2 separate regions of the Homo sapiens genome follow, and region 1 is linked to region 2. The links are chromatin loops, found by intact Hi-C in ENCODE. Cell type or tissue: heart left ventricle. All regions are shown on one strand. Links, peaks and the distances in the headings refer to the core of each region. The heading gives the core; the rest is flanking DNA. Region 1 overlaps ZBTB44-DT (ZBTB44 divergent transcript). Region 2 overlaps ZBTB44-DT (ZBTB44 divergent transcript).

Region 1 (15,887 bases), core at 6,407-11,406, 67 kb after region 2:
GGACACAATTAGAGACACTGGTTATTTTACCAAGGCTTTGGCTGGAATGTCATATTTTCATATGTGATGGGGCTGCTTTAAGGAACTGAAACTGACTTTAAAGTCAACAGACTTGGAAAAAGACTGTCCTGGTTCCTTGTCTATACAGTTTCTTTAAAGGATTTTTGATCCTATGGTAAGTAAAGAATGTCACTTTCTAACAGGCCCAGGAACCTCAAGATATTTTGGGGACCTTGATGATTGGACTCCGGTGAAGACTCCAAGATGGCGATCGCCACCTCACATACCCTGACTCAGCATTTCCGGGTTCACCTTTCCTGTTCCCGCCACCCCGACTAACGCGCATGCCCACTAGGGCGTGTCACACTCAGAAGCGCGAAACTCAACCGACCCCACCCCTACCCCGCCCACTCCTCACCCAGCATCCATAAAAGCGCGCTGCACCTTTGGCACAGCGCGACTTCCCTGGCCCTCCCCCTGCGGGCCAGTGAACCTCGCCCAAGAGCTCAATAAAGATTTTTGCCCTCTTTGTCTCGCCTCTCGGCCTTATTGATCCACGGTCCCCTTCCATTGCCTTTCACTTGAGAAGAGAAGAATTCATCCAATTTGTGTAGTTATTACACGTATAATCTGATGGAAAATCCTTGGCGTGGCTTCCTACCCTTGAGAGGCTTTTTTTTTTTTTTTTGAGACAGAGTTTCACTCTTGTTTCCCAGGCTGGAGTGCAATGGCACGATCTTCTCCGCCTCCCAGGTTCAAGCAATTCTCCTCCCTCAGCCTCCCAAGTAGCTGGGATTGCAAGTATGCACCACCACGCCCGAATAATTTTGTGTTTTTAGTAGAGACGGGTTTCTCCATGTTAGCCAGGCTGGTCTCGAATTCCCAACCTCAGGTGATCCGCCCACCTTGGCCTCCCAAAGTGCTGGGATTACAGGCATGAGCCACCATGCCTGGCCAGCTTTTAAAAATATAATCTGAGGTTCTTATGAAAAAGCCCCTGCAAAGACAATTTATAAAGAGCCTATATAGCCAATCACTATTGCTGCTTTACTTTATGCAAATAATCAAGCCATGTATAATAGGACTAAAATTATTCTGCAATTAAATTGGTTCTGCTATGATTTATCTTTGGTAGAAATGGGGGACTAGAGATTGAAAAATTATGTTTCAGAAAAAAAACTATAGTACACCTGTTATTAGATTCTACCACTGACCATTGTTTCTATTATTTGCCTACAATTCAGACTGAATTTTGAATTCCTTCCTGGTTACAAGTCTCCAAACTAATGTTTCCAACATTTTATTCCATTTTTCTGACTTGGACTCACTGAAATTGCTACTACCTTTTTCTGGAGGGCCTGCAAGCTGAAGCTCATGAATAAACAACCTTGTGATATGCAAATTACAGACCAGAAAAGCTGTCAGATTGCTACCGCCTATTTCTACTTCAGCTGAGAATGCTTTGAGTTTAACATCAAGACACCAACTGACTGCCCTCCAAACTCTGAAGAAACTGGTTTATACTGTTCCAAACATTAACCTTTGTGTTTCTTCTGTGTGAGAGCCTGTCTGCAACACCATCTCCTGAAATCAGATACAGCTGTCTAATGGGGCTGGCCTATTTCCAGAAATGGGAGACTGGGTTAATGGGATCCTTTGCCACTCAGCTATTAACTGAAATATTCTCTCCACAGCCACCAACTCAGCTTTCAGTGTGTGAAACATCTAGGGAAGTTTCATATGGAAATGTTGTTTGCAGAGAATGTTTCCCCAAAAATATGGTGCTTTGACATGTTAAGTGCTTTTGAAAATGGAAAGGCCTCAGAAATAAGCCTCAGAATCAAGGTCCCTCTAATTTTGTCTTTTTCCTCTCTCTCCAAGGGCACAGAGAGTCTCCCTCTGGAATTCCTTTATCTGACCAAGAAAGCTTCTCACCAAAAGAAACACAATCGCCTTCTATCTCCTTCCTGAAATCTCATCATCTATTTCAGGAAAGAAGGCTGAAGAATGACCTTTACACGTGGTTAACCAAATGTATGCCTTTCCTGATGTACAGCTAATTGCCATAGACTAATGCAGGACTCTTTATGAAAATGGCTCCCCTGTTACTCCAACTTGGCCAATTTCTGCATGTTATCTTTTGACAGCTCACTTCTGTGGGACAAGCCACTCTAAAAACAGACATTTCTAGCTCCAAAGACAATATGTAACAAATCTATGGCCAACCAATAATAATTGATCAGCAGTGCTGCCTCCTGTCAGATCTTGATCAAAACAGGGAATGTGAAATGTGATATACAAAATGGCGTCACTCTGGTTCAGAGCTCTAAAATTAAATCAGGGCTGGGTGCATTGGCTCACACCTGTAATCTTCACTTTGGGAGGCCAATGCAGGAGGATTGCTTGAGCTCAGGAGTTCAAGGGCAACATAGTGAGACCTTGTCTCTACTAAAAACAACTACAAAAATCAGTTTGGTGTGATAGCATGTGACTGTAGTTCCAGTTACTCAGGAGGCTGAAGTGGGAGGATCACTTGAGCTTGGGAGGTCAACGCTTCCAGGAGCTGCAATCACACCACTATACTCTAGCCTGGGTGACAGAGTGAGACCCTGTCTCAAAAATAAATAAATAATTAAATCAAATTAAATTGGGAAGCCATTCAAAGAAGTACTAATTCTATAAAACCTGCAACCTTGGAAATAAAAAAACCCAGAAACTTGCCTTAAACCTTTGAACTGGGCCAAATCCCCATGACCAAAACATCTTGGAAAATAGATAAATTTTGCCAGCACTATAACGCCTAAACAGCTACAACCAATGAACTATGGACTCATGTACTAAGCCAGCCTCCTCTACCAACAATAATTCTTTCAAAACAACTAGTGTAATCACCCTCGGCATCTTTTTAAAAATTACTATTCCACTTTATTTTTCAGAACACAATGTGGCCTTTGACCACATCTGTTTCTCCTGAATCACAATTCCTAAGACCCCAATAAGTGTCTTAACTGCTTTGCAGTCCGGCCTTTCATGCTTCTTGATTAACAAGAATAACATGAGAAACTTACATTTTAATGGCATCATTTTGCTGATGTATTGAGTATTAACTGGAGAGAGGCAAAAGAAGACTCAAGGAGACTAGTTAGGAGATTATGGAAATAATCCAGGCAAGAGATGTTGATGACTTGCCTCAAGGCAGTAGTGGTAAAGATGGAGAAAAATGATCAAAGTGTGTGGGGGTGTGTGTGTGTGTATTCAAGATAGGGTCTTGCTATGTTGTCCAGGCTGGACTCGAACTCCTGGACTCAAGCACCTGTCCCACCTCTGCCTCCTGAGTAGATGGAAGCTGGGACTATAGGTGTGTACCGCCACACATGGCAGATTGTGTAAACATTTTAAAGAAGGTGCCAACAGCATTTGTTAATAGACTGAACAAGGGATGGGAGAGAAATCGAGGAATAAAAGATGATTCCAGGACTTGTGCCTAAGCAACTAGAAGGATCCCATTGAATTAGTTCAGAAAGACCGAAAGGAGCATATTTTGATGGGGAGGATAGGGATGATCAGGAATGTAGTCTGCAACATGTTAAATGTAAGATGCTCACCTGCTATCCGGTGGACGTGTCAAGTAAATAGTTGGAGTCACCTTGAGATTGGAAGATATTACTAAGGGAGAAAGTACAGACAGAAAAGAGAATAGTTCCAAAGACTACTGAGGGGGCAGCAAGGATGATTAACAAAGGAGGCTAAGGTGGTGAGTGAGGTGGGAAGGTAATTGGGAGTGTGTGGTGGTGTCCTGGAGGTAACTGAAGAAAAGACTTAAAGGAGGACGCAATGATCAATGCAAATGGCACTGTTATATAAGATGAGAATGAAGAATTGATAATTGGCTGCAGCAACTCAGAGGTCACTGATGACCTTGACAAGAACAATTTGTGTTGACCAGTGAGAGTGAAAGCCTAACTGTAGTGAACTTAAGAGAAATGACTCAACAGATACTTGTATGCACATGTTCATGGCAGCAGTATTCACAATAGCCTCAAAATGGAAACAACCTAAGTGTCCATCAACAAGAAAATGGGGCCGGGCGTGATGGTTCACGCCTTTAATCCCAGCACTCTGGGAGGCCGAGGCAGGCGGATCACAAGGTTGAGATTGAGACCATCCTGGCCAGCATGGTGAAACCCTGTCTCTACAAAAATACAAAAATTAGCTGGGCGTGGTGGCGCATGCCTGTAGTCCCAGCTACTTGGGAGACTGAGGCAGGAGAATCGCTTGAACCCAGGAGGTGGAGGTTGCAGTGAGCCAAGACTGTGCCACTGTACTCCAGCCTGGCAACAGAGCAAGACTCTGTCTCAAAACGAAAACAAGAACAAAAACAAGAAAGAAATGGATAAATACAATGTGCTATATGCATACAATGGAATGTTACTCAGCCATGAAAAGGAATGAAATTCTGACTCATGCTACCATATAGACAAACCTTTAAAACATTATGCTATGTGAAAGAAGCCAGACACAAAGGAATAAATACTGCATGATTCCACTTATAGAGGTACCCAGCGTAGTCGAATTCAGAGACAGAAAGTAGAATGGTGCTACTAGGGGCTGGGGGGCAGGGGAGAATGGAAGCTATTGGTTAAGGAGTATGCAGTTTCTGTTTGGAATGATGAAAAATTCTAGAAGTGGACAGTGTTGATGGTTGGACAACATTGTGAAAGTAATTCGTGCCCCTGAATTGTATACTTGAAAACACTTAAAATGGTAAATTCTATTATATATACTTAACCACAATAAATTGGCTGGGCATGGTATCTCAAGCCTGTGATTCCAGCACTTTGGAAGTCCGAGGTGGGAGGATTGCTTGAGTCCAAGAGTTCAAGACCAGAATGGGCAACATAGTGAGACCTGCCCCTGCAAAAAAAAAAAAAAAAAAAATTGAAAAAGAAAAAAAAATGTTTAATGACTCTCTGACAAAATGAAACCATAATTGAAAAAGAAAAATTGAAAACAACATAGACAAATCTTTCATGAAGTTTTGTTTTAAAGAGTCAGGGGAACAAAGAAATGAGGCACTAGTAGAAGAGGGAAAGGGGTCAAATAAGGATTTTGTTTTCAGAAGGGTGAAATTACAAGTTGTTTTAGGCCAATTGAAATGATCCAAGAGAAAAGTAAAATGATAATGCAGGAGAGGGGAGGGTAGCTCCAACAGTGCCACTGAGTAAGCGAGAGGAGAAGGGGTCCGGCGCTGAGTGGCAGCATGGCCTTTGCTAGCAGGACAGAAAGGGGAATTCTGTGATGAGAAATGCTGGGAATATGAGATTCTGTACCATCTTGACTGGGAGAAGGCAGAGTCCATGGCTCCACATGCTGGGGAATAGGGGAAATTCTCCATTCTCCTCTGACTGCTTTTATTTTCTCTCTGAAATAGGAAGGATATTCATTGTGGTAGACTGAGTAATGGCCCCCAATGATGTCCATGTCCTAAACCCTGAGATCTGTGACTGTGTTACCTTACATGGCCAGAGGGACTTGGCAGATGTGATTAAGGGTAAGGACTGTGGGCCGGGCGCGGTGGCTCACACCTGTAATCCCAGCACTTTGGGAGGCCGAGGCGGGCGGATCTTGAGGTCAGGAGTTCGAGACCAGCGTGACCAACATGGTGAAACACCATCTCTACTAAAAATACAAAAATTAGCTGGGTGTGATGGCATGCATCTGTAATCCCAGCTACTCAGGAGGCTGAGGCAGGAGAATCACTTGAACTCAGGAGGCAGAGGTTTCAGTGAGACGAGATCATGCCACTGCACTCCAACCTGGGCACCAGAGCGAGACTCTTTCAAAAACAAAAAACAGTAAGGACCATGAGATGGGCAGCTTTTGCTGGATTACCAGGGTAGGCCCGATCTAATCACATGAGTCCTTAAAAGTGGAAGAAGAGAATGAAGTACTGAGACATGGATGAACCTTGAAAGCATGCCAAGTGAAAAAAGCCAGTGACAAAAGAGCATATACTGTGTGATTCCATTTACATGAAAAGGCCAGAAGAGGAAAATCCATAAAGGCAGAAAGCAGATTAGTGGTTACCAAGGGTTAGGAATGAGGGCAAGAATAAAAGATAATTGCTAAAGGGCACAGGGTTTCTTGGGGATAGTGAAAATGTTCCAGACTTGGTTCTGGTAATGGATGGATGTACAGCTCCGTGAATATACTAACAACTATCAAATTGTCCACTTTAAATGCATGAATTATGTGGTATGTGAACTATATCTTCACTATGGCTATTACTAAAAACAGTGGAAGGGGGCTGGGTGTGTTGGCTCACGCCTGTAATCCCAGCACTTTGGGAGGCCGAGGCCGGGAATTCAAGACCAGCCTGGCCAGCATGGTGAAAACCCATCTCTATAAAAAATACAAAAAATCAGGTAGGCATGGTGGCACGCGCCTGCAGTCCCAGCTACTCGGGAGGCTGAGGCAGGAGAATTGCTTGAACCTGGCAGGTGGAGGTTGCAGTGAGCTGAGATCACACCACTGCACTCCAGCCTGGGTGACAGAGCGAGACTCCATCTAAAACAAAACAAAACAAAACAAAATAAACAGTGGAAGAATGAGGCAGAAGAACATGGTTGAGAGAAACGTGATGATGGGGAAAGGGGCAGAGAAGAGTTGCTGGCTTTCAAGATGGAATAAGGAGACCATGAGCCAAGGAGTACAAGTGGCCTCTAGAAAGGAGAAAAGGCAAAAAGGGCTTCTCTGTATGGCTTTCAGAAATGGACATAGTCCTGCCTATATCTTGATTTTAAGCCAGGGAGACTTCTGTCCAACTTGTGACTTCTAGATTGTGAGATAAAAAACGTGTGTTGTTTTAAGCCACCATATTTGTAGTAGTTCTTTTTTTGTTTTTGTTTTGTTTTGTTTTGTTTTGTTTTTTGAGAGTCTCACCCTGTCGCCCAGGCTGGAGTGCAATCGCGCAATCTCAGGTCACTGCAACCTCCACCTCCCACGTTCAAGCAGTTCTCCTACCTCAGCCTCTCAAGTAGCTGGGATTACAGGTGCCCACCACCATGCCCAGCTAATTTTTTGTATTTTTAGTAGAGACGGAGTTTCACCTTGTTGGCCAAGCTGGTCTCAAACTCCTGACCTCAGGTGATCCACCCACCTCATCCTCCCAAAGTGCTGGAATTACAGGTGTGAGCCACTGCACCCGGCCTGTGGTAGTTTTTTATGATGGGCATCAACTGAGAGAGAGTGGTAAAGGAAGTATTGGAGGACTGACAGAAGAGATGATAGAAAATAGTCTTCTAAGTGCAAAAGAATGAATGAGCCAGAAAAATGGAATATAACTGCCAAACAGAATTAAAAACACATAACAAAATTGAGAACACCTTCTCCCCCATCTAGATGGCTACTATGAGAGTTCCATTTTTTTATAAGAAAATATTAATTACCCCACTGTTGTGCAATTTTTTTGTGACCCAGTGAAGATCATCTGTTATAAGTTTGGTGAATGATTAGATCATAATCCTAACCACAAATGATTTCTGCATTGGGTTATTAGCAAACACTGTCCTCAAAAATGAATGCAATGAGCTGTTTCAGTCTTAAGCACTGCAAAATAAAATAAAATAAAACAAAAGTCAATCCTTGCAAAATCACCTGTGATTATTGCTCAACCCGTAAGATAAGACTCAGCTCAAATGTATTCGCCAACATGGAGTCTACTGCTAAAATAGAGTCCCCTTCAGAGGAATCCTCCCCAAGCTGTTTCTCAATGTACTAGTCAGGGTTCTCCAGAGAAGCAGAACAAATAAGAGATTAGATATATATTTATTTAATAGGAGACATACTGTGGGCATTGTTTCATGCGATTAGAGGGCAAGGAGTCCCACGATCTGCCATTGGCAAGCTGGATCCAGGAGAGCTGATGGTGAGTCAGAAGTCAGAAGGCCTGCGAGCCAGGGGAGCTGATGGAAATCCTGGTCTGGGTCCCGAGGCCTGAGAATCAGGAGCACAGCTGTCTGAGGGTGGAAGAAGATGGATGTCCCACCTCAAGCAGAGAGAACAAATGCACCCTTCCTTCACCTTTTTGTTCTATCCAGGTCCTCAATGGATTGAATGACACTCACCCATGTTGGTGAGGGTGATCTCTACTTAATCTACTGATTCAAGTGCTAATCTCTTCCAGAAACATCCTCACAGACACACCCAGAAATAATGTGTTACCAGCTATTTGAGTATTCCTTAGCCTAGTCAAGTTGACACATAACATTAATCATCATACTCAGGGATGGCCCTGTTGGATACAAATAAGGAAAACCCTCCTAGCAGAATCCTGGGGCGGCCATACTGAACTTAATCCACTCTTAAGGAAGTAAATTAACAAACAGATGCACATTAAGTTTGCTGGCCCTATGATCTACTTTATTGTCTTCCTCCAGCAAGATGTGCTATAAGATCTGGGCAAGTGACCTCTGTAGGTTGCTCTTCTTTTTCTTCTTTTCTAAAGAGTTTTTTAAAAATTGTGGATATTCTAGTTGTCTTTCATCATTTAATACTTTTTTACCCTAGAAATAGAATGTACACACATTTAATTCATATGAACTGAAGAAGGCTTGAGAGAGGGAAGTATAAGCATCATTTGACTAAGCAAATTAATGCCCAAAGTAAGCAGAATATAGAAGACACAAACGTGTCATTCTCTCAGTTGGTCTGTTTCCAGGTGCCTCTCATAGTGTGGGCATCTAGCAGTCTGAGTCCAAGTCTAGAAGTCCTACATGCAAGCCAATGACTTCCTCTGGGGCTCAATAGAAGGATGAGCCATCTGTTCCAATGCTGCAAGGAAAATCCTCTAGGTTGGACTTACTGAGAGACAGAATGTCAGCCTCCAAGGTGGCTCATAAATGCAATATATTGTGCCTTATGGGCAATTTAAGAGATCTTCAACAGTAATGTTGACTATACATGATCTTCAATTTGTAATGCACATTTTAAATTTTTAGAGAATTTTCAGTTTTACTAATAGAGCAGAAAACAAAAAATAAAAAGGCTAAGTGAAACCAAGTGTGGAAGCAAATGGCATGTAAAAAGTAAAGTAGAGGTTCCTCTTCAAAAAGACTTTCCTCCCTGTCTAATTAGGAATAAATAGTAACTTCTCTTAGAAGCAAAATTTATTCAAAGACCTGTGCTAACATTCTCAGATATCTGCTAGCCGTAATAAAGAAATCAATGTACTTTGTGTTCTTAGCTCCCACAATTTAGCCTAAATATTTGCCCTGGCATGCTTATACTAGTCCAAGCAAGCATTAGGTCATAGCCTGTTCCTCTTCCTTATTTGGAGGTATTTTTACCTTTCTCAGCATTCCACAAGTTACTGCCTCCTTCCTTTGTTCTCCTCTGCTTTTGTCTCTTTTAGAAAGTTCTAAGTTGCTAGCCAGTTGGGACAAATACAGAATTTCAGGTCCTATTCCAGGCAATGGAAACCACACACAGCAGTAGGGTAGACGTGTCAGGTTATAAATAACCCTGTCTCCTTTGTTCGGTGTACTCTCGTGGCAAAACAGCTGGCTAGTGTGCCCTTTCTGCAGAAAGTAAAAATGGCCTTGCTGAGAAAATTAAATTTACGTTCAAGTGGTATTTCTTTGTGGCACTGGGAAACAAGCATTTCTAACAGGCATGTCAGACATGTTAGAACATACATGTTCTAAAGTAGATAGAAAGGGAAGGAAGGACCAAGACATAGCAAATATTCATGATTCACTAAATATACATGAGACACGTTAAGCCCTTGACATTGTTGAAGACTTACATCAGCCACTCATAGTTGATATTATTCTAACCCCATTTGTCCTTTGCCCCAAAAATGCAAATGAAATTGAGACCTACTCATCAGGCTGATTGATGAGATACAGCTACTGCCATGCATACCTATCCCTATGTCTTTCCAATAGGCAAGTCCCTGTGTATACTGGTTCCATACACCTTCCGTCTGGTGGATTCCCTTGCTTAGACATCACCTCTGATCCTCATAACCTCACCGTCAGAAAGAAAAGCTGGCACAGCAAGGGGAAAGACAGGACTATGAACATTGTGTAATCTAGATTCAGGTAGTATGGTCCTTCACCCTGCTTGTACCTTACCCAAAGGGTGTTAATCTACCTCACTCTTTCCTCTTACTTCTCACTGAGTGTTTTAAATTTTTTAATAAATTGTGGGATTCTAGATACTTAGTTTGGCCTGTGGGTCTTCCCCTGACATAGCTTTGCCTAAGGGTCTAGGAGGCTACCATTGCCCCAAGGTAATTTCTCATACAACAGGAGCTGACCTTAGGACCTTTGCAAAAGATACGACTGTATTGTTTTGAGGGCTGTTACATCTGTCATTTAGCCCATAGATTGCAAAATTATATACAACTACATCCAGACCTGATCAACTGAGATTCTGGAAATGAAAGATAAATGTAGTAGCTGGTCATGTCTTTTACTTGTTTCTCATTTAGTAGGCAAGGTGTCTGTTCTACATGGGAAAACTGCATTATGCTAGACAAGAGAATTTATGAAATTAGACTATGGAAAGAAATATGCATGTGCTCAACTATGAGATTATCTGCCTGGTATAGTTCCTTCTCCTAGAAACTGCCCCATAGCATCCACACATCTGGCATGAAAGCTGCATTTTCTGTTTTGTTTTGTTTTTTTTTTGAGATGGAGTCTCGTTCTGTCGCCCAGGCTGGCGGGATCTCAGCTCACTGCAAGCTCTGCCTCAGCCTCCTGAGTAGCTGGGACTACAAGGTGCCCGCCACCACGCCCAGCTAATTTTTTTAATGTATTTTTAGTAGAGACCGTGTTAGCCAGGATGGTCTCGATCTCCTGACCTTGTGATGCAACCGCCTCAGCCTCCCAAAGTGCTGAGATTACAGGCGTGAGCCACTGCGCCCAGGCTGCATTTTCTTCTAAGAAAGTTGATTGGTTTAGGGATGAGTACTCAAACCAAGCTAAACCAGTAAGTCTCTTCCCTGGGATTTATAAATTTAGAACCCCCCAAAATTGAGGTTAGTTCCTCTTCAATATATAGATTTGTATGGTGTATTCCTACAGATTAGAGTATATAGGCATACTTTGTTTCATTGTGCCTCACCTTATTGCACTCTGCAGATTCTGTATTTTTCACAAATTGAAGATGTGTGCGGCAACCCTGCATCGAACAAGTCTATTGGAGCCATTTTCCCAACAGCATGCGCTTACTTTATGTCTCTATCACATTTTGACAATTCTCACGATATTTCAAACTTTTTCATTAATTATTATAACTGTTACGGTGATCTGTGATCAGTGAACTTTGATCACTATTATAATTGTTTAGGGGCACCACAAACTGCACCCATGTAAGATGGTAAACTTAATAAACATGTGTGCTCCTACTGATCCACTGACCAGTTGTTTCTAGTCTCTCTGCCTCTCCTCAGACCTCTCTATTCCCTGAGACACAACAATATTGGAATTAGGCCAATTAATAACCCTAGAATGGCCTCCAAGTGATCAAGTGAAAGGAAAAGTCACATGTCTCTCACTTTAAATCAAATCTAGAATTGATTAAGCTTAGTGAGAAAGACAGATCAAAAGCTGAGATAAGCTGAAAGCTATGCTTCTTGTGACAAAACAGCCTTAGATTGGAGAGAGATACATTTAGGACTTTAATAGCTAGAGAGAAGAAGGCAGTGGCTGGTTTCAAAAGACAGGCTGACTTGTTTGTTAGGGGCTAAAGCAGCTGGTGACTTTAAGTGGAAACCAATGTTCATTTACCATTCTGAAAATCCGAGAGCCCTTAACAATTATGCTCAATCAATTCTGCCTGTGCTCTATAAATGAAACATCACAGCCTGAAGAAGAAAGCACATCTGTTTACAGCATAGTTTACTGAATATTTTAAGTGCACTATTGAGACCTACTGCTCAAAAAAGATTCCTTTTGAAGTATTACTGCTCTCCAACAGTGCAACTGGTCACCCAAGAGCTCTGATGAAGATGTACAAGATTAATGTTGTTTCCATGCCTGCTAACACAACGTCTATTCCGCTGTCCATGGATCACAGAGCTATTTCTACTTTCAGGTCTTACTTAAGAAATACATTTCAGCCAGGTGTGGTGGCTCACACCTGTAATCCCAGGACTTTGGGAGGCTGAGGCGGGTGGATCACGAGGTCAGGAGTTCGAGGACCATCCTGACTAACACAGTGAAACCCCGTCTCTACTAAAAATCCAAAAAAATTAGCTGGGTGTGTTGGCGGGTGCCTGTAGTCCCAGCTACTCGGGAGGCTGAGGCAGGAGAATGGCGTGAACCCGGGAGGCAGAGCTTTCAGTGAGCTGAGATCGCCCACCGCACTCCAGCCTGGGTGACAGAGCGAGACTCCGTCTCAAAAAAAAAGGGGGGGGGGAGGGGGAATAAGAAGCCAGGCGCGGTGGCTCACGCCTGTAATCCCAGCACTTTAGGAGGCTGAGGCGGGCGGATCACGAGGTCAGGAGATCAAGACCACCCTGGCTAACATGGTGAAACCCCGTCTCTACTAAAAATACAAAAAAATTAGCTGGGCGTGGTGGCGGGCGCCCGTAGTCCCAGGTACTCGGGAGGCTGAGGCAGGAGAATCGCTTGAACCCGGGAGGCAGAGGTTGCAGTGAGCCAAGATCACGCCACTGCACTCCAGCCTGGCGACAGAGTCAGACTCCGTCTCAAAAAAAAAAAAAGAAAAGAAAAAACAAAACTGCCTCTGCAACTGGCACATTTCCCAAAAAAGCATAGCTAAGAGATGAAGCTCAAGACAGTGAAAGGGCCCAGATTGCACAGCGGTGTGAAAGCCACGCTGAGGGTTTGGGACTTTATCCGGGGAGCAATAGGAAGCCATTGTTGGCTGACATCACTGCTATGCATTGCAACTCTGGCGACCATGTAGAGAATGAGGAAAAGGGAGAGTGCATTTGGGAAACCACGTGAGTGGTATTATAATTCTCCAGGCACAAGCTAGTATCATCTTATTTTAGGACGGTGGCAGTGGAGAGGGACACATTCAACAGGACTTGTTGATGGATTGGAATTGAGATACAGTAGTAAAGTAGCAAAGTCACCCTGCTTCACTGGGTGAATGGTAAAATGTGAACACTAGAAGAGGTATAAATTTTAGGGTAAGAGAGTGAGATTAATTTTTTATATATGTAGTTGTATAATCTAATCTAATAAGGAGGCAAGGTCGGGTAGAAAGGATTCATGCCTTAATGCTAATGCTTTTGGACTAAATAACTAAGTTTCCATTCAGTTATAATGGTCTTCCACAAGGAAGTGCCATCTTTTGCAGAATTTATTCCCCCAAAGAGCTCGTGGCTGAAATATAACTCCTGGAATTTGCCTGGAATTTGAATTCCTCAGAATCATCCACACCAAGTTAATAATTAAAGGTTCCTCATACTGTCTACATTTGTTTTTTTCACCTGTGTACAGGATTCTGATTTCACAAAATCCTCCCAGCAGTATTATTTAACCTAGTGTCAAAGAAAGGTGTGTATATTCCAGCAACCCAGAGGCAAGTCTCTACCAGCTCAAGAAGGAAAAAGGTGGGAGGCTGCAGAAGCCACAGAAACTGACCCTGCCCAGAGCCAAAGCAGACAAGAGGGCTCCTGCAAAGTTAATCTTCTTTGAGATTTTCTCACACCCTCTCCAAGCATCTAGCATTGAGCTCTGAAGGGCCTCACGGTCATTTGTTCGTTAATAAATTCTTCAGACCTGAGGTGGGGGTGGAGTGGAAGGATGATAAAATATTTAAATGTTAAATGAGAAAGAAAAGCAGGAAAGGGCTCAGGTATGGTAGCTTATGCCTGTAATCCCAGCACTTCAGGAGGATCACTTGAGCCCAAGTTCACATAGCAAGACCCATCTCTACAAAAAATTTTTAAAATTAGCCAGGCACAGTGGCGCACTTGTAGTCCTAGCTATTTGGAAAGCTGAGGCCAGAGGACGCTTGTGCCCAGGAGTTTGAGACTGTATTTAGCTGTGATTGCACCACTGCACTCTTGGACAACACAATGAGAGCCTGTCTCCAAAAAAAAATTTTTTAAGTGGAAAAGGCAGAGGAGACAAGGGAATAATCTAAGGGAAGAAAAGTTTTTAAATGATAAAAGCCATATATGACAAACCCGCAGCTAATATCACACTGAACAGGAAAACATTGAAAGCCTTTCCACTAAGATCTGGAACAAGACAAGGATACCCACTTTCACCACTCCTATTCAATATATTTCTGGAAGTCCTCACCTGAGCAATTAGGCAAGAGAAAGAAATAAAGGGCAACTGAATTGGAAAGGAAGAAGTCAAATTATCCTTGTTTGCAGATGACTTGTTCTTATATTTAGAAAAACCTAAAGACTCCATCTCTCAGAACTTTGATGAACGAATTCAGTTAAGTTGAAGGATACAAAAATCAATTGATTTTCTTTTCTTTTCTTTTTTTTTGGAGATGGAGTCTTGCTCTGTCGCCAGGCTGGAGTGGCACGATCTCGACTCACTGTAACCTCCACCCCCTGGGTTCAAGTGATTCCCCACCTCAGCCTCCCAAGTAGCTGGGACTACGGGCGCGTGCCACCATTCCCAGCTAACTTTTTTGTATTTTTAGTAGAGATGGGGTTTCACTATGTTGGCCAGGCTGGTCTTGAACTCCTGACCTCGTGATCTGCCTGCCTTGGACTCCCAAAGTGTTGGGATTACAGGCGTGAGCCACCACACCCAGCACAGTTGATTTTCTATATGCTAACAGCCATCAATCTGAAAAAGAAATCAAGAAAACAATCTCATTCACAATAGCTACAAAAAAGCAAAATAAAATACCTAGCAATAAATGTAAGCAAGGAAGTGAAAAATCTCTACCCGGAAAAGTGTACACATTGATGAAAGAAAATGAAGAGAACAAAAAAAAAAAAAAAAAAAAAAGGAAAGATATCTCACGCTCATGAATTGAAAGAATTAATATTGTTAAAATATCCACACTACCCAAAGCCACCTACAGGTACAGTACAATCCCTACCAAAATATCAATGACACTCATCACAGAACTAGAAAAAAAAATCCTAAAATTTGTATGGAACCACAAAAGACCCTGAAAAGCTAGGGCAATTCTGAGCAAAAATAACAAAGCTAGAGGCATTCCTCTACCTGACTTCAAGTTGTACTACAAAGGAAAGCAAATTTTTGTGTCAGTGTAGTAGTTGAGGAGCTGCCACCACAGCCCCTGGAGAAGCACTTAGAAAAGACTTGCCTCATGGTCTTTTATTGACTATCCTGTTAAAGGCACTAGGAGAGGTAGATAGGATTTGACTACTTCATTTCCACCCTGATTCTTGTCCAGTTGCTTACCACCTACATACATTCTCACACATTCCTCACCAGGGCCCCAGCTCATGCCCTTTCCTGAGCCCTGCTCTGTGGCCGCCAGTCCTCTCCCAGGTAAGCATTCCGCCTTCTTTCCCTTCCCCTCTTCAAAACTTAGTGCAAAAGTTTCTGGGCCTAGTTCGCATCTTTCTGATTTTTCTCATCTCTGAAATGGGAATAATAAGAATGATAGTGGGAATAATAATAGAAACCTGTGATAAAACCTGTGAATTACAGTTGCCGTAAGGATTAGATAACATTATACATGCTTGAAAACTTGTTGGAAACTGCGAAGGACTATAAAAACAGAAGTTGTTTTTATTGCCTTTATTCCTAAAGAAGATTGCAAGTGTCAGGGTGTTCAGGTGCTTGGCTGCTTGTCTCTCAGAGTGAATTAATGTGAGATGTTGCCAAGTGTTTCAAAAGGAAAATCCACTCTACTTCAGCGGGACGTCCACCCACCTTGCACAAAACCCTCTGGAA
Region 2 (15,887 bases), core at 5,699-10,698:
TTTTTTTGACAGAGTCTGGTTTTGTTGCCCAGGCTGGAGTGCAGCGGCACGATCTCAGCTCACTGCAACCTCCGCCTCCTGGGTTCAAGTGATCCTCCTGCCTCAGCCTCCTGAGTAGCTGGTATTACAGGCTCCCGCCACCATACCTGACTAATTTTTGTATTTTTAGTACAGATAAGGTTTCACCATGTTGGCCAGGCTGGTCTCAAACTCCTGACCTCAAGTGATCCTCCCGCCTCACGGCCTCCCAAAGTGCTGGGATTATAGGCATGGGCCACCATGCCCTGCCTGCACTTCACTTTTCAAACACTCAGCACCCTTCCTTCTGTCTTTGCTGCTGGACCATACACTGTGAGTCCCAGGCCACATCTCATCTTCATTTGCATCACTCGTGTCTAGCTGACAGCCTGCCATAAAGCAGGCAGAGAAAAAAAATGATCACGTTCCCTTTCCCCTTTGAAAAATATGTTCCACTTCCCCATATTTCTCTCTGCTACCTCTGTGCACCTTCCACAGTCATACTTGAGAGAACTGCTCCCTTCCTCACGCCCTAACAAGCCAGCTCCCCACACCACTGCCCACGGGACTGTGTTGCCAAGGTCATCGATGACCTTGTGCTAAGTCCAACAGACCTGCCTCAGTCCTGTGCCTGCATCCTGGCCTCCTCTGCATGCCCTCTCCCTCTTGTTATCCCTAAGTTGTTGAGTTCCTCTGGGTTCTGTTCACTCTTCCTGGCTGATCCCATCCACCCCTATGGTTTCCATTTTTTCCTATCTGCTGATTACTCCCAAATTTAAATCCAGAGGCTGTGTGTCTGCGGCCCCCATGCCTACCTCATGTTTGAAGGTTCTCTGGAAGGGCTCCTGGGACTCAGCACACAGCTGTGCTCATGGCGAGGCTTTATCCTTTTGCTGTGGTGAGGACACACGCTGGATCATAAGGGGTCAAGGCACAGGCAGAGTCTAGAGGAACCCATGCCAGGCTTCCTTATGCTCTTTCCGACCACCAGGGTCCCACAGAGCCCACTGTCCCTCCGTAAAAATGCAGCAACACACGTGTGACATTTCTGCCTGGGGAAGCCCAGTACCGACTTAGTGCCCAAAGGTCTTAACTGGGGTCTGGTCACATGGGCACCCTCTGCCTAGCAAAATCCTAGACTCTCAGATGGAAAGTAGGTGTTTGGCATAAATTGTGTTGTCTGCACAGACAGTCTAGCCATGGGGAACCACCTTATCAGTTAACTGTTAACTAGGGATGCTCTGAGAGCCAAGTTCCCAGATGCCAGCCAAGGGCCAACCTTGCAGGCAGGTGTTTCTATGAACAGCAGTGTCAGGCCCGCTGTGATAACTCCTTTCTGCACAGGCTGGGTATGTTTCCAACTTCCCACCTGACTCAATTTGCTCAAAGTCAAACTCACTCTCTTCCTCCCAGCTGTTACACCTATACCCTATCTTTTTTTTTTTTTTTTTTTTTTTTTAAGAGACAGAGTCTTGCTCTGTCACCTAGGCTGGAGTGTGGTGGTGCAATCATAGTTCACTGCAACTCCTAGGCTCCAGTGATGCTCCTGCCTCAGCCTTCCAATGTGCTAGGATTTCAGGCATGAGCCACTGTGCCTGGCCAGGACCTATCTTCTGTTTCCCCTTCTTCTCCACCCCTCCTATCCACTGGCCCTCAAATGCAAACTCCTCCTCCGTCTCCATTGCTGCTGCCTTCAGGGGGCTCTCCATCCCCTCACCCAGCATGGCTTCAACAGCCCTGTCCCATTTCACTTCACATCCCTCTAATCCCATCCTCACATTACTCAGTGATCTTTTAAACATGAAAATTGGGGCTGGGCACGGTGGCTCATGCCTGTAATCCCAGCACTTTGGGAGGCTGAGGCAGGCAGATTACCTGAGGTCAAGAGTTCGAGACCAGACTGGCCAACATGGTGAATCCCCATCTCTACTAAAAATACAAAAATTAGCCAGGCGTGGTGGCACACGCCTGTAATCCCAGCTACTTGGGAGGCTGAGGCAGGAGAATTGCTTGAGCCAGGGAGGCAGAGGTTGCAGTGAGCCGAGATCATGCCACTGCACTCCAGCCTGGCTGACAGAGTGAGACTCTGCCTCAAAAAAAAAAAAAGAAAAGAAAAGAAAATTGGATCATTTCACTTCTCCATTGAAAACCCTTTGAAACCCTTTAATGGCTTCCAAATGCACAAAGAATTTTTTTAAAAAATCCACACCTCCTAACAAGCCCTCCAAGCTCCTCTGTGGACTGCCACCTACTAGCTCCCAGTCTTATTTTATGTCACTCTATCCCCCTGGTGACACTTTCTTTTGTCACTTGCTCACCAAGCCCTTTCTCACTTAGCGGATTCCCACATGCCAGTCCCAAGCCTGGGATGCTCTCTCTCGTGCTCCCCCATGGCTTTCCCAACTCATCCTTAGGGTCTCAGGTTGACAATCACAGCCTAAGAAAGTCCTTCCTATCTCCTCCAATCTAAGTGAGGTCCCTGTAACTCTCATAATTAACAATTCTATGTATCTCACATTGACTGTTCTTTTGTTTGTTTGTTTTGAGACAGTTTCGTTCTTGTTGCCCAGGCTAGAGTGCAATGATGAGCCTTAGCTCACTGCAACCTCTGCCTCCCGGGTTCAAGAGATTCTCCTGCCTCAGCCTCCCGAGTAGCTGGGATTACAGGCACGTGCCAGCACCCCTGGCTAATTTTTGTATGTTTAGTAGAAACAGGGTTTCGCCATGTTGGCCAGGCTGGTGTCAAACTCCTGACCTCAGGTGATCCGCCCGCCTTGTCTTCCCAGAGTGTTGGGATTAATACTGTTCATTTAATGCTTCCCTCCACCCGACTAGACTGCAAGCTCCATGAGGGGAAGGACTCTTTGTTCACTGATGGATATTTGGAGCCAACCTAGTGCTGGCCATGTGGTAATGCACTGTTTCAGTTAGCTTGGGCTGCTGTAACAAAATGCCACTGACTGCATGGCCTATACAACAGAAATGTATTTTCACAGTTCTGGAGGCTGGAAGTTTGAGCTCAGGGAGTCTGTATGGCTGAGTTCTGGTGAGCACTCTCTTCCTGGACTGCAGATGGCTGCCTTCTCACTGTGTGCTCATACAGCCTTTCCTCCATGCACGTGTGTGGAGAAGAGATAGGGAGCTCTCTGCAGTTTCTTCTTATAAGAGCACTAATCCCATCCCAAGCGCCCCACCCTCAGGATCTCATTAAACCTAATTGTCTCCCAAAGGCCCCAGCTGCAAATACTGTCACTTTGGAAGTCAGGGCTTCAACATATGAATTTTGGGGAGACACAAGTCAGTCCATAGCTAACGATCTCAGTGTTCCGAGAAAAAATGAGTGAATTGCTGACAGAGAAGTATTTCTAAAATGTAGTCTAATCTTGTCACTTCTTTCCTGAAAGTTTTTCAATAATTCCCACTGCCTATAGAAGAAGTCCTAAAGTCCTCAGCTCAGCATCTGGGCCTGTGATAACCCAGTCCTGGGTTACCATGGGGATACTCAGCAGTGCCCCTGGAAAGTATGGCTTTCTCTTTCAGGAGCGTGCCCAGAGTTCATGCCTGTTCAATAGCCCCTGCCTCCCAGGGGGCTGCTCAGCTGTCTGCAGCATTGGTGCCGCTGAACCTCGTCCACAGCTCCCTCGAAGCATGCTCTCTGCAGCCCGAGTAGTACATCCAAGCATCAGAGTGAACAGATGCAGAAAACTGCCAGAAACATGTGCTCCCAGAGCTGAGAAGCTGCTGCAAAGAAGCCTCATCCTGACAGAGGCAGAGCCACACACACACGGAATTGGGCCTGAGTCTCTGGAGAGAAGAGGCTGTTCTGAGATGAGCCCAGAACCTATCCCTCAGCACTGGGCATCACCACTTATGAAGCCCCTTGCCCACCCTTGAGAATGTCCCCCATCTGCTGGGCAGAGCACCACAAGACTGGTGTGAACTGGCACAGCCTTGGCCTATCTCTGTGAGTGTCCTTCCCAAGTTCTGGGAGTGATTAATGGGTCAGCACGGCCCATAGTGGACGCTCCGTAAATGCGCATTCCTTTCCTCGCTCCCTGTTGCCCAGCTTGTAAGCCTACGCCTTGACCTCCACATCAAGCATGTGCTTTTAGGTCAGAGGCTTCCAGTCCTGGCCCTCCTCTCCAACACACTTTCTCCTGCTCCGTGGACAACTGGCATTGCCCTGATTAGGTTACGCACTATCCCAGTGGCTCACTGTGGATGTATTGGTCCTTAATTCCCAATAGCCTCGCCCTATCTGGTGATGAAAATAAAATCTGGAGGCAAATTTGCTAGAACTTCAGCCTCCCACCATATTGCAAATTGAGAGCTGACTTTGACGTCATATATATGCTAAAGGATCAGCACGTGTTAGAAAAGGAACAGGCGGAGCGTTAGATGGCCTGGTTTTGAGTTTTGTCTTCGCCATTCACCAATTAGGTGACCTTGGGCAAGCCATTCAGTCAGTTCCTCTGAGCCTCAGTTTCTTCATCTAGAAGATGTCCTACCAGCCTCAAAAAATGTATGCAAAAATCAAATGAAAGAATGCTGTGTGACGGTGGTTTGCAAATTACAACACACTACATGAATGTAGGAAATTCAATACCTTATATCCTTAGGAGACTGGGGGCATCACTTGCTGGAATAGTATTTTGCTTACCACCAGATCCCCGGGTTGGAAGAGGGTCTAGGCAGAGAAAGATAAAGAAACGCATAAAATTACCTAATTTAGTGAACACCAAAATTGGTAGCATAAATTCTGTGCATGCTGGCAAGTTGGAGGGAATTAAGGGGAACAAAAAAGCAGACCTGGATGTGTTTGGCTCAGTGGTGTGGAACTTCAAATCCCGTGCCAGGCTTGGCAGAGATGTGCAGTGTAGACCACACTCCTCTCTCCTCTGAGTCCTAAGCCTTTGGGAAATAAACACAAGATGTGAGGATCAAAATGTCAGCTTTATTTTTTATAATAGCAAAAGATTGGGAACAACCTGATGCCCATCTGTACGGGACTAGTTAGATAAATTACGGAAATTCTTTCAACAAAATACTATGCAGCCATGGCTGGGCACGGTGGCTCATGCCTGTAATCCCAGCACTTTGGGAGGCCAAGGTGGGTGGATCATGTGAGGTCAGGAGTTCAAGACCAGCCAGGCCAACACGGTGAAACCCCATCTCTACTAAAGATACAAAAAATTAGCCAGGCGTGGTGGTGTGTACCTGTAATCCCAGCTACTAAGGAGGCTGAGGCAGGAGAATCTCTTGATTTTCCTGAATCTGGAGGCGGAGGTTGCAGTGAGCCAAGATCGTGCCATTACACTCCAACCTGGGCAACAAGAGCGAAACTCCATCTCAAGAAAAGAAAAAAAAATACTATGCAGCCATTTTAAAAAGTGAAAAACAGCAAGGTGTTGAACCATATCTATGGTATGCTACCAATTGTGGAAGAAATATGTGAGTGTAAGCACATATTTGTCTGAATGTGTATAAAACACGCCCAGAAGAGGAGATGCTTAAACACAGGTGCCTCTGCTGAGGAGAACTAAGAAGCTAGGGGAAAACAAAGGGGAGAACATTCACTCTCTGCCTTTTTGCACCTTTTGAATTTTGAACTGTGTAACCATAAGACTGCATGATCGTGTGCACGGATGTGCCTGTGCATGTGTGTGTGAATCCGCTTTACTGGACTCGATAAACATCTTGGACTTAAAGCCAGTGGGCTCCCTGCTTCCTAATACTCAGCTATCCACCGGAAGTTCAGACTGTGTGATCTGCTCGTGGGGAAGTTAAATCCAGACAGCAAGATGAAGTACCAGAGTAACAGAAGGCGTGCTGTCAGCCCCTGCAACAGAGAACCAAGGGGCCGTGACAGCAGCATCCTTCTCCCTCTCCTGACACTGGAAGGGAGAAACTGGCAGTTTCTCCAACTGGACCTCCTCGCCCTGCTGCGGCAGTGTGAAGAGAGGGAGGATGAGGACCCTTCAGAACAGTACAGGAAATGTTAGCATCAAGTGGGCGAAGAAAAGATGGGGCAGGTGTGGAACAGTGCAGCTGGGGAGGGGGATGCCGAGAAGGAAACTGACAAGAGGCTGCGAGGCAGGGCTGATGGATGATGAGAAGGAAGAGAGGTGTCAGGGCCTCGAGGATCATACACCTTCACGGGGGCCAGGAAATGAGAGGGTGCTGCTGGGTGCAACCCAAATATTGTGTTCGTTAGTGAGACTGGAGAGCGAAAGGATGCAACCTTTGATCTTGCACAGTGAGTGAGGATGCGGATATGATGGGGCCGCGACAGACTTTCACCAGGGCGTAATTCAGCCCGATTCTAAGGAGGTCCCTCCCTCTCCTGATCCCTCACTGTCCTCTGCCCATTCCCAGCCCCCACATTTAGCAAAACCACTCCGCTTGGCGTTCCAATGTTCTGTTTTACATTTGGCTTTGTTCAGCAGCAGCCTCTGTTTAGCCAGTTTCTGCTTGGGAGCCAAAGCGCCAAGAAACTACACAAGAAGAGCAGAGCCTGGACAGGATCAGAAAATGCCAGAGATTTTGCCACCAAGCCTGCTCCGCCGAGACTGCCAGGAGAGCTTTGCAAATGGAATCAATCTGAACGTAGCTGATGAGAAACATCTGAATGGAGGAAGCCAGGACAAACAGAAATCACTAAGTTTCCCACTGCAGTGGGCTGGAGTGGCTTCCCCAAGACTTCTAGTTGTGCGCATTTACCTTTCTATCATGAAGAAGACTCATGCTACTTCTTGGAAACCTATACAGTTCACAATGACAGACCCTGACCTCACGAACTCCGCTTTCTCTCCAGTCCCCAAGCCCTTCCGCCCCCCAGTCTGCAGGTGATTCTTTGGCTTTGTTGCTGTGTTTGATACATTTTGATAGCAGACGGGTCAGAGGTAGATTTTGGTCACATTGTATGGTGTCTCCTTTTCTCCAGAATTTGAGAACATCAGGAAGCCTCACCCACTGCCCAGATATGTCCTTACAACCCCCAATTAAAAGCCCAAGATACCTCCCAAATGTAGTTAAGGAATTTGGGGTGTGCTCCTGCAGTTTCCTCAGGGACACATACCCAAAGCCAAGCAAGTGGTGGCCTTATTCATTGTGACATGTCTCAGATGATGTTATAATAATGGAGCGTGCTTGGCCGACTAGAGCTCATAAGGAAAAGAGTTCAATCCAAAACCGGGACAGTGGTTACCTAGCACATTTCGAGGGAGAGAACACTCCAATTCCGACTAATACATGCTCTTGGATCCTAGACCACTTTGTCTTCAGAGTGGAAAATCGGAATACTCTCACGAGATACTAACTTTAGGCCAGGTGCAGTGAGTGGCTCATGCACTTTGGGAGGCTGAGGTGGGAGGATAGCTTTAGCCCAGGAATTCGAGACCAGCCTGGGCAACATAGTAAAACCACATCTCTACAAAAATTAAAAAACTTAGCTAGATGTGGTGGCATGCACCTGTAGGCCCAGCTACTTGAGAGGCTGAGGCAAGAGGATTGCTTGAGCCCAGGAGGTGGAGGCTGCAGTGAGCCAGGATTGTGCCACTGCACTCCAGCCTGGGTGAAAGAGTAAGACCCTGTCTCAAAAATTGTAAAAAAGAGACATATCAACCAATAGATAAACATTGATTCAGCAGTGTCCGGCTTCCTTCCCCTGCCTGCATATCCACCACTCAGCCTTCTCAATGTTAATGCAGAGCAGCTGGCCAGCTGCAATTACCTGAGCAGACTGTGGCATTCAACACCCGGACATGGTGCTTTATCAGCCGGACACTTGACGTTTAGCTGGCACAAATCTGGGTAAATGCCAAATTGAGATCTGGCATCTGCAAAGCTTTGGCCCAGGACTGAGACTGAAGGTGATTGATGGTTCTGTAATTGTATAGTTAGGAAACCCTGAGTTTAGGAACATGAGTGACGCGTCCAGAAACAATTAAACCATTGGTCAGGGAGTTGCCCTGCTTCTTGCGTTCTTTGAAGAATAACTTAGCTATGTGTTACTCTGAGCATAAACATTACACTGACCTTGATCCAGGAATTTAAACAGTGTCATGTAATGTAAACACTACAAATACCTTCTTGCTGAAATCGTCTGTTTTCAGGATGGGTTAGGGTTTCTTCTCTTCAAAAGTACTTTGGGGCACTGGATTTAAAATTCACAGTCAGATCTGCATTTTTCTCCCATTTACATTGCGTGGCCTTCAAGCATTCTCACCAGCTTCTAAGGTTGAGGGAGCCCTCTACTGATGGCACGGCTGTAATTTCACAGCACATAGCAAGGAAAACTGGATGACGTCTAAAGAACTCCTGGATCTGAGAACGGTAACCAGTCTCGAAACCTAGAGCAGACAGAGCTCTGTTTCTAGAGCCTATGAAAAGCCAGGCTCTAGAAACATCCTTGGTTTCCTCAAACTATCCACATTATTTCAGGTTTTATACTTTCAGGCAATAGAAGAAAGAAAGGTCTGAAAGGAAAGTCGTGTTCTATGTATTGAAAGCCTACATATTTCTGTGTGCACATGCACACGCATGCCCCTATACACATGTGCATGCACATGCACACACACACGTATGCGTGCACTTCTGCTTTTACAAATATACACACGCCTACACATACACTTACATACTCTGCAATTGCAGCATCATGGCCCGCTATAGGAAGACTTTGCTCTGTGTGTGCGTGTCCTGGAGGAAAGGCGTGGGAGGTACATAAGTATACATAGAATTCCAGAATTGTGGGACTGGATGGAACATTCACCCTTTGTGGCATGTTCAGAGGACAACTCTGACGAGGCCACAGCTTGAGAAAAGAATTCTCCCCAGCGGCTGTGGCCTTGATGCTGGAGGTTAACAGCTTAACACCAGGGTGTGGTACCCAATTCTGAACTCAGGAAATTAATGACGATAAGGGTGGGCTGCCTGCCAAGGCCCGCGGTGTGAATCCCAAGAGAAGCACCTTCTATTTTGAGACCTCCTCCAACCACGGCATGCTGTCCTCTGCTCTCATGCACGTCCCACCTCTCTGTCTGTGTGCTGCTTTCTTCGACTCTTTTATTCCTAAACTTTCCTGGGTTTCCAACCCATGGACAGTGAGAGCAACTTATTTCCTTGCCCATTGATTCATCAAAAAGAATAATCATGTGGTATTAGGAATCAAATACCTGACACAGATGTCAATAGGAAGATGTCAATGGTATAACTCTTCCCTTGCCAAGAACATCAAAGGGAAGAGAGGGGAAATGGCAAACAGAGGATCAAACTAAGGCTGGACAAAAGGAGATAAAAGCACAATAATGTTCTCTTCCTTGAGAGGGCTCCCCTGGAAAGGAAAAGTGAAAGCACAGTCTCGCACCACATCATATAACCGACGCTACCAGGTAACCGCACACGCCAAAGGAGCCAGCCCTGGAAAATCAAAAGATCAAAAGACACCACTCCTCTGCTCAAAAACCTTCAGTGACTCCCGTTGCCCGTAGAAAATCTACAGTCTTTAAGAGGACATTCAAGGTTCTTTGCTTTTCCTGCCACAGTTCCTACCCACCCCCAACACGTGTAGCTCACTCTCATGTTAGCCCGTAGACCACTGTCACCTCATGGCTTTCCTGCTACTGTTCCTTTCTTCTCTGTGTGTGTGGGGCCTACCCATCCTTCAAGAGTCAGCTCAGATGTCACCCTCTGCATGAAGCTTTCTCCAGCTCTCCCAGGCAGAATGTATTTCTCTATCTCCTGTGTACCCAGAGGATTTTGTTTATGCCTTCCGCCCCCACCACCATAACACTTACGGACAGCCTTCATAGTTGGGTCTCCTCTACGTTTATACATTGTGGTCAAGCCCACATCTTACTCACGTTTGCATCTCTCTTGAGTTCCCACCCCGACCATGTCACTCCATGCCCACCACTGATCCTTCTCTCCTCATTCCGCATCCTCATTCTTTCTGCCAGGGACCTACCATAGCATCTCCCATACAATCAATTCTTAATATTGTACATTGCCTGTTCCATGAAACTAAATTAACACCTAAGATTAGGGGAAAATATAGTTCACTCCAAAGACAGAAAAAAGGTAAGTGAGATATTGTGTCAGATCCTAAGTAATACAAAGTCTCCAGCATGGGCAACATAGGGAGATCCCATCTCTACAAAATAAAAACATTTTTTTAAAACCTAGCCAGGTGTGATGGTAAGCACCCATGGTTCCAGCTACTCAGGAGGCTGAGGTAGGAGGATTGCTTGAGCCCCAGGAGATTGAGGCTGCAGTGAGCCATGATGGTGGCACTGCACTCCAGCCTAGGTAACAGTGCGATACCCTGTCTTAAAAAAACAGAAAAGGCCGAGTGAGGTGGCTCATGCCTGTAACCCCAGCACTTTGGGAGGCTGAGGCAGGTGGATCACGAGGTCAGGAGTTCGAGACCAGCCTGGCCAACATAGTGAAACCCTATCTCTACTGAAAATACAAAAAAATTAGGCAGGCGTGGTCACAGGCACCTGTAATCCCAGCCACTTGGGAGGTTGAGGCAGGAGAATCGCATGAATGCTGGAGGCGGAGGTTGCAGTGAGTGGAGATCGCACCACTGCACTCCAGCCCAAGCGACAGAGTGAGACTCCATCTCAAGAAAAAAAAAAAAAGAAATAAAGAAAGAACTCTCATTTGTCAGTTCCAACATGGCTCGTCTAAAAGCTTCTCAAGGCTGGGTGCGGTGGCTCAAGCCTGTAATCCCAGCACTTTGGGAGGCCGAGGTGGGTGGATCACCTGAGGTCAGAGGTTCGTGACCAGCCTGACCAACATGGTGAAACCCCGTCTCTACTAAAAATACAAAAATGAGCCAGGCATGGTGGTGCACCTGTAGTCCCAGCTACTCAGGAGGCTGAGGCAAGAGAATCACTTGAACCCAGGAGGCAAAGGTTGCAGTGAGCCGAGATCGTGCCACTGCACTCCAGCCTGGGCAACAAGAGCGAAACTCCATCTCAAAAAAATAAATAAATAAAGTAAAAGCTTTTCAAGGTTTTGAATCCCTCCCCGTTTCAGGGCCCTGCCTTCTACAGGTGACCATGGCGCACTGAGACCAACTTTCAACTTTTGAGCAACTGTGAATTAAAGACCTCCCCTTCCTCAAGACACTTTAGTGTGGTCTGCTAGAAATTTGTCATAAACACTATCCAAATATGCTAGGAGCAGGAGATGAGTGACACCTCCTGGGGTTGTACAATGAACAGCCCTAAGTGGCCTTAAGAATACTAAGTTGAACACAACCAGTCAGTGTTTGTCCTTCAAGGTGGGCACCACCGTGGTGCACGGACCTTGGAGTGTGAGAAATCTGAGTTAACATCTTGGATAACCATCCTAACCATTAGCTTCCAGGCCTCTAAAATGTAGCTCATCAAAAAACCTCTTCACAGGGTTACTTTTAGGATTACACAAGATTTTAAATATCGAGTGCTTAAGGACTCACAACAAATGTTCAGTCAGTGAAAGCCACTATTATTACAGCAATGCTCCTAAAATTCAATACATTTCTGAAAGGCATCTTTCCAAATTACCGTCAAAGCCCTTTTATAAGCCACATGCAAAAATCATGGGTTTTCTGTGTGTGTGTGTGTGTGTGTGTGTGTGTTTCTTGCTTTTTTTAAGACAGAGTGTCACTTTGTCGCCCAGGCTGGAGTGCAGTGGCGCCATCTCGGCTCACTGCAAACTCAGCCTCCCGGGTCCAAGCGATTCTCCCTTCTCAGCCTTCAGAGTAGCTGGGATTACAGGCATACACCACCACATCTGGCTAATTTTGTATTTTTAGTAGAGATGGGGTTTCACCACGTTGGTCAGGCTGGTCTCAAACTCCTGACCTCAAGTTATCTGCCCGCCTCAGCCTCCCAAAGTGCTGGGATTACAGGCATGAGCCACTGTGCCTGGTTTATTGCTTTTGCTAAAATGATATTATTGTATCTGAGTCTCCATTTTATTAATCAGATATAGCTAAAATGATATTTAGATGTTTATAAAAGTCAAATTTGTTGTTTTAAAAAAAAGGTTTGCAGCCACTGACTATATGTTTCAGTTACTTAAAGAATTCCAAAGGCATTGGTCAAAACCAAAATTTTTTATAAAAAGCATTCACATCTTATACAAATATCCCAGGTATGCCAGGCATGGCGGCTCACGCCTGTAATCCCAACACTCTGGGCAGCCAACGGGGGGTGGATTGCTTGAGCCCAGGAGTTCAAGACCAGCCTAGGCAACACAGCAAAACCTGGTCTCTGCAAAAAATACAAAAAAAATAGCCAGACATAGTGGCAAATGCTTGTAGTCCCAGCTACATGGGAGGCTTAGGTAGGAGGATCTCTTGAGCATGGGAGGTCAAGGCTGCAGTGAGCTGAGATCACACCATTGTACTCCAGCCTGGGTGACAGAGTGAGACCCTGTATTTAAAAAATAATAATAAATAAATATATATATCTCCCAGGCATTCTCCACAATATCTAGCAGAAAGTTAGACACAGTTGTTCCTTCCTTAATACAAATTATCAACTACATATTGAGGGATGATAATTGTAAAAATCAGGTCTTCTGAGTTCATAGCATAGAATCCAAGAAACCTACAGTTTTGGAAGTAACCCAACCTGTAAGGTCAGTTAAACTGACATTCTGGATGGCTCCAGGGGATGTCAGGAGAGTAACATTCTCTGGGTTCCCTTCTGGACCTGAGAATAACTTTAATTACTACTTCATATTCCAGTGTTCCAGTGCTTAGCCAGAGAATGTCCTTGAAGGGTCACTTGATTCACTAATAAATACTGCCAACTCTGCTTTTTCAAGGGTGGATTATGATTAATTCAATCAGCAAGCACTTTCCAACCCCTCTCATGTGTAGAACAGAACACTTGACACTGTACGAGTTACCAAGCACATAGCACATGCATGACCCCTGACCTCACGGGGTTTCCAATCTAGGGGAGACTAGAATCTAGAATTCCAATCTAAAATCTTTCAATTGTAGTCAGTATATACAACAATAAAGTATGGATTATGATACAATTACTTGTTGACAAAATAGTAGAAATAATGCGTGCTATAGAAAGACACCTGTGGATGAGAGTCGTTATGGAGGCCCTAGAATCAAACTCAGCCCCAGTAGACAGAAAAGCTTTCACTAGGCAGAGAGAATGGGAGCCAATCTAGGCAAAGAGACCACTACAATAATGACAAATGGTACAAGGCGCATTGGAAAATGGAAAGTAGACCAATCCACTTACATAGAAGTTAAAGTAAGGGTGCAGTGGTTATAAGATCAAAAAGACAGTTTGGAGGCTGGGCATGGTGGCTCTCATCTGTAACCCCAAAACTTTGGGAGGCCAAGGTGGGTGGATGCCTTGAGCCTAGGAGTTTGAGACCACCCTGGGCAACATGGTGAAACCCCATTGCTACAAAAAAATACAAAATTAGCTGGGTGTGATGGCGTGCACCTGTAGTCCCAGGTACTTGGAAGGCTGAGATGGGAGGATCACCTGAGCCTGGGGAGGTGGAGGCTGCAGTAAGCCATGATTGCACCACTGCACTCCAGCCTGAGCAACAGAGCAAGACCCTATCTCAAAAAAAAAAAAAAAAGAAAGAAAAAGAAAGGTAGTTTGGGACTACATTGTGAGGAATCTGAATGGCAGAAGCAGGAATTCATACTGTATCCTGTATAGACTAGGAAGTGATGCTCTCACATGGCACATTGTAGAAAGTTGGGCAAAGATACAGAAATGCTGAACAACTGGTTGTTTTTTGTTTGTTTATTTGTTTTTAATCGAGAGAGAGTCTTGCTCTGTTGCCCTGGCTGGAGTGCAGTGGTCCGATCATAGCTCATGGCAGCTTCAACTTCCCAGGCTCAAGTGATCCTACCGCCTCAGCCTCCAGTGTAGCTGGGACTGCAGGCAAATGCCACCATGCCCAGGTAATTTTTGTATTTTTTGTAGAGGTGGAGTTTTGCCATGTTGCACAGGCTGGTCTCAAAGTCCTGGGCTCAAGCAATCCGCCTGCCTTGGCCTCCCAAAATGCTGGGAGTACAGGCGTGAGCCACCGCGCCTGGCTGAAATGCTGAACTTTTAATGGCCCTTCTTGGTTCATGGCCGAGAACAAAGAAAAAGAAAAAAAGATCAACCAGCTCTTCTGACATCAGCTCTGTAGTCAAAAGTATTCACAGGGGAGTGAATCTAAATCTTCTGGCAAAAAAAAAAAAAGACTACAACTTGGGGATTAGCTGTCCACTTCAGCCTTCCATGTGCACTCTGGCCTGTCTGACCCAGAGTCATCAGCAATGAGCAGCTGAAGCAGGAAAAGCAGCAGAAACTCAGAGCTGCGGTGGCTGGAAAGAAATTGTTCCTGGCAGTGAAATCTGCCCCATCTATGCCTGGGATCAAGCAGTGGGATTAGGTGGTTTGCTGGGCCCCACAGCATGGTCTGCGGTGCTGTCAGCAGCCTTTAATGAAAACATGACTGTGTAGCACGCAGTGGTGGCCGGTTTATGTGCTAGATATTAAACGCAGGCTTACGCATCCCTCTATTTATACATGCACCCAGACCTGCTGGATAACTGCCATTCCATTCAAGGGAGGTGAAATAAGACCCTCCTGTGCAGCACACTGAGACACACAGCACACATTCCTGGAAGCAGCAGGCAAGAAAGAATTTGACCTCCAACCACAAAAAGGAATCCCATAGGGGAAACCACACAGTGGCCTAACAGACCACAAACAGAAATCCATTTCAGAGTGTGGAAAGCTAGTCTTGGTGAAGTAGTAGGTGGGATTTTGAACAAGTCACACCAAGTTAGAAGCACAGGAAGGCAACACAAAGGGCACAGCGGGCACCACCTGTCTGCATTTGCATCAGCTTCATTGTCAAACGTCAGTCTTGACAAAATCCTGCCCTTGGGAGACCACCTAGGTCTAACTTCATTCCCCAACTCATCGGGCTCATCTGCCAACAGTCCTTCCCCAGAGACTGACGGTTTCAACCCAAGCAGAAAAGCAGACTGCAGAGGCCAACAAGGTGGGTTGTGTGGGAACTTGCTAGACTGAGTTTGACAGCCCCTACCAAGACAAGCGGCTGGCAGCTTATGCTGACAAAATTCACTGCTACATAGCCCTTTAGTTCCAAACCACCCACCTCCTGTTGCTTTCTGATTCCCCACCTGTGAGCATCTATAGACAGACCATGTTTTATTTTCTTCGTCACCTCTTTCCTAATGCTTTCCCAGATTACCGGAACTGAATGTTTTCTTTTTTTTTTTTTTCTTTTTTGAGACAGGGTCTCACTCTGTTTCTCAAGCTGGAGTGCAGTGGCACCGTCTCGGCTCACTGCAACCTTGACCTCCCATGCTCAAGGAATCCTCCCACCTCAGCCTCCTGAATAGCTGGGACTACAGGTGTGTGACACCATGGCCAGCTAATTTTTGTATTTTTTGTGCCAATCAGAAAATCTTTGAATCCACCTATGACCTGTAAGCCCCACCCCACTTCAAGTTGTCCTGCTTTTCCAGACCAAACCAATATATACCTCACATGTATTGATTGATGTCTTATGTCTCCCTAAAATGTATAAAACTAAGCTGTGCCCAACCACCTTGGGCACATGTTCTCAGGACCTCTTGAAACTGTGTCTCAGGCCCTGGTCACTCACAGTTGGCTCAGAATAAATCTCTTCAAATATTTTACAGAGTTGGGCTCTTTTCATAGAAAATGTAATATGCCCTCAATGAAAACCTGTTGAGTGAACGAATGTACAAATCAATGAGTACATAAAGCAATAGTGAATGAGTGAATGGATGGTTAGATTGTCAGTATTGCTGAGATTTAAAGAAAAGGAAAGTCACTCCAGAT

Evidence for each region. A loop is a pair of places that touch in the nucleus more often than their neighbours do. Peaks named below come from ENCODE experiments on the same cell type or tissue, not always from the same donor. Only the 100,000 strongest peaks of a DNase experiment are listed, where the experiment ranks them.
Region 1: a loop joins it to region 2, with 2.5 times the contacts of the local background. A loop is called at or near these places in 17 of 110 quality-filtered maps.

Annotation. Positions count from the first base shown.
Region 1 is chr11:130,316,022-130,331,908 of GRCh38, reverse strand. All of the region lies in intron 1 of ZBTB44-DT (ZBTB44 divergent transcript), which reads right to left. Among named protein-coding and RNA genes, the nearest start is that of ZBTB44-DT, 9.0 kb to the right of the region's middle. In heart left ventricle, for the core only: no CTCF peak of the experiment used is centred there; no DNase peak of the experiment used is centred there.
Region 2 is chr11:130,382,537-130,398,423 of GRCh38, reverse strand. It overlaps ZBTB44-DT (ZBTB44 divergent transcript), which reads right to left. Exons shown (of 7, transcript NR_148980.1): 3 at 4,828-4,929; 4 at 4,625-4,705; 5 at 834-911. Among named protein-coding and RNA genes, the nearest start is that of ADAMTS8, 38 kb to the left of the region's middle. RefSeq lists an enhancer at 14,402-14,946. In heart left ventricle, for the core only: a CTCF peak has its summit at 8,280 (motif pointing left); a DNase peak (open chromatin) is centred at 8,945; H3K4me3 peaks cover 854 bases; H3K27ac peaks cover 420 bases.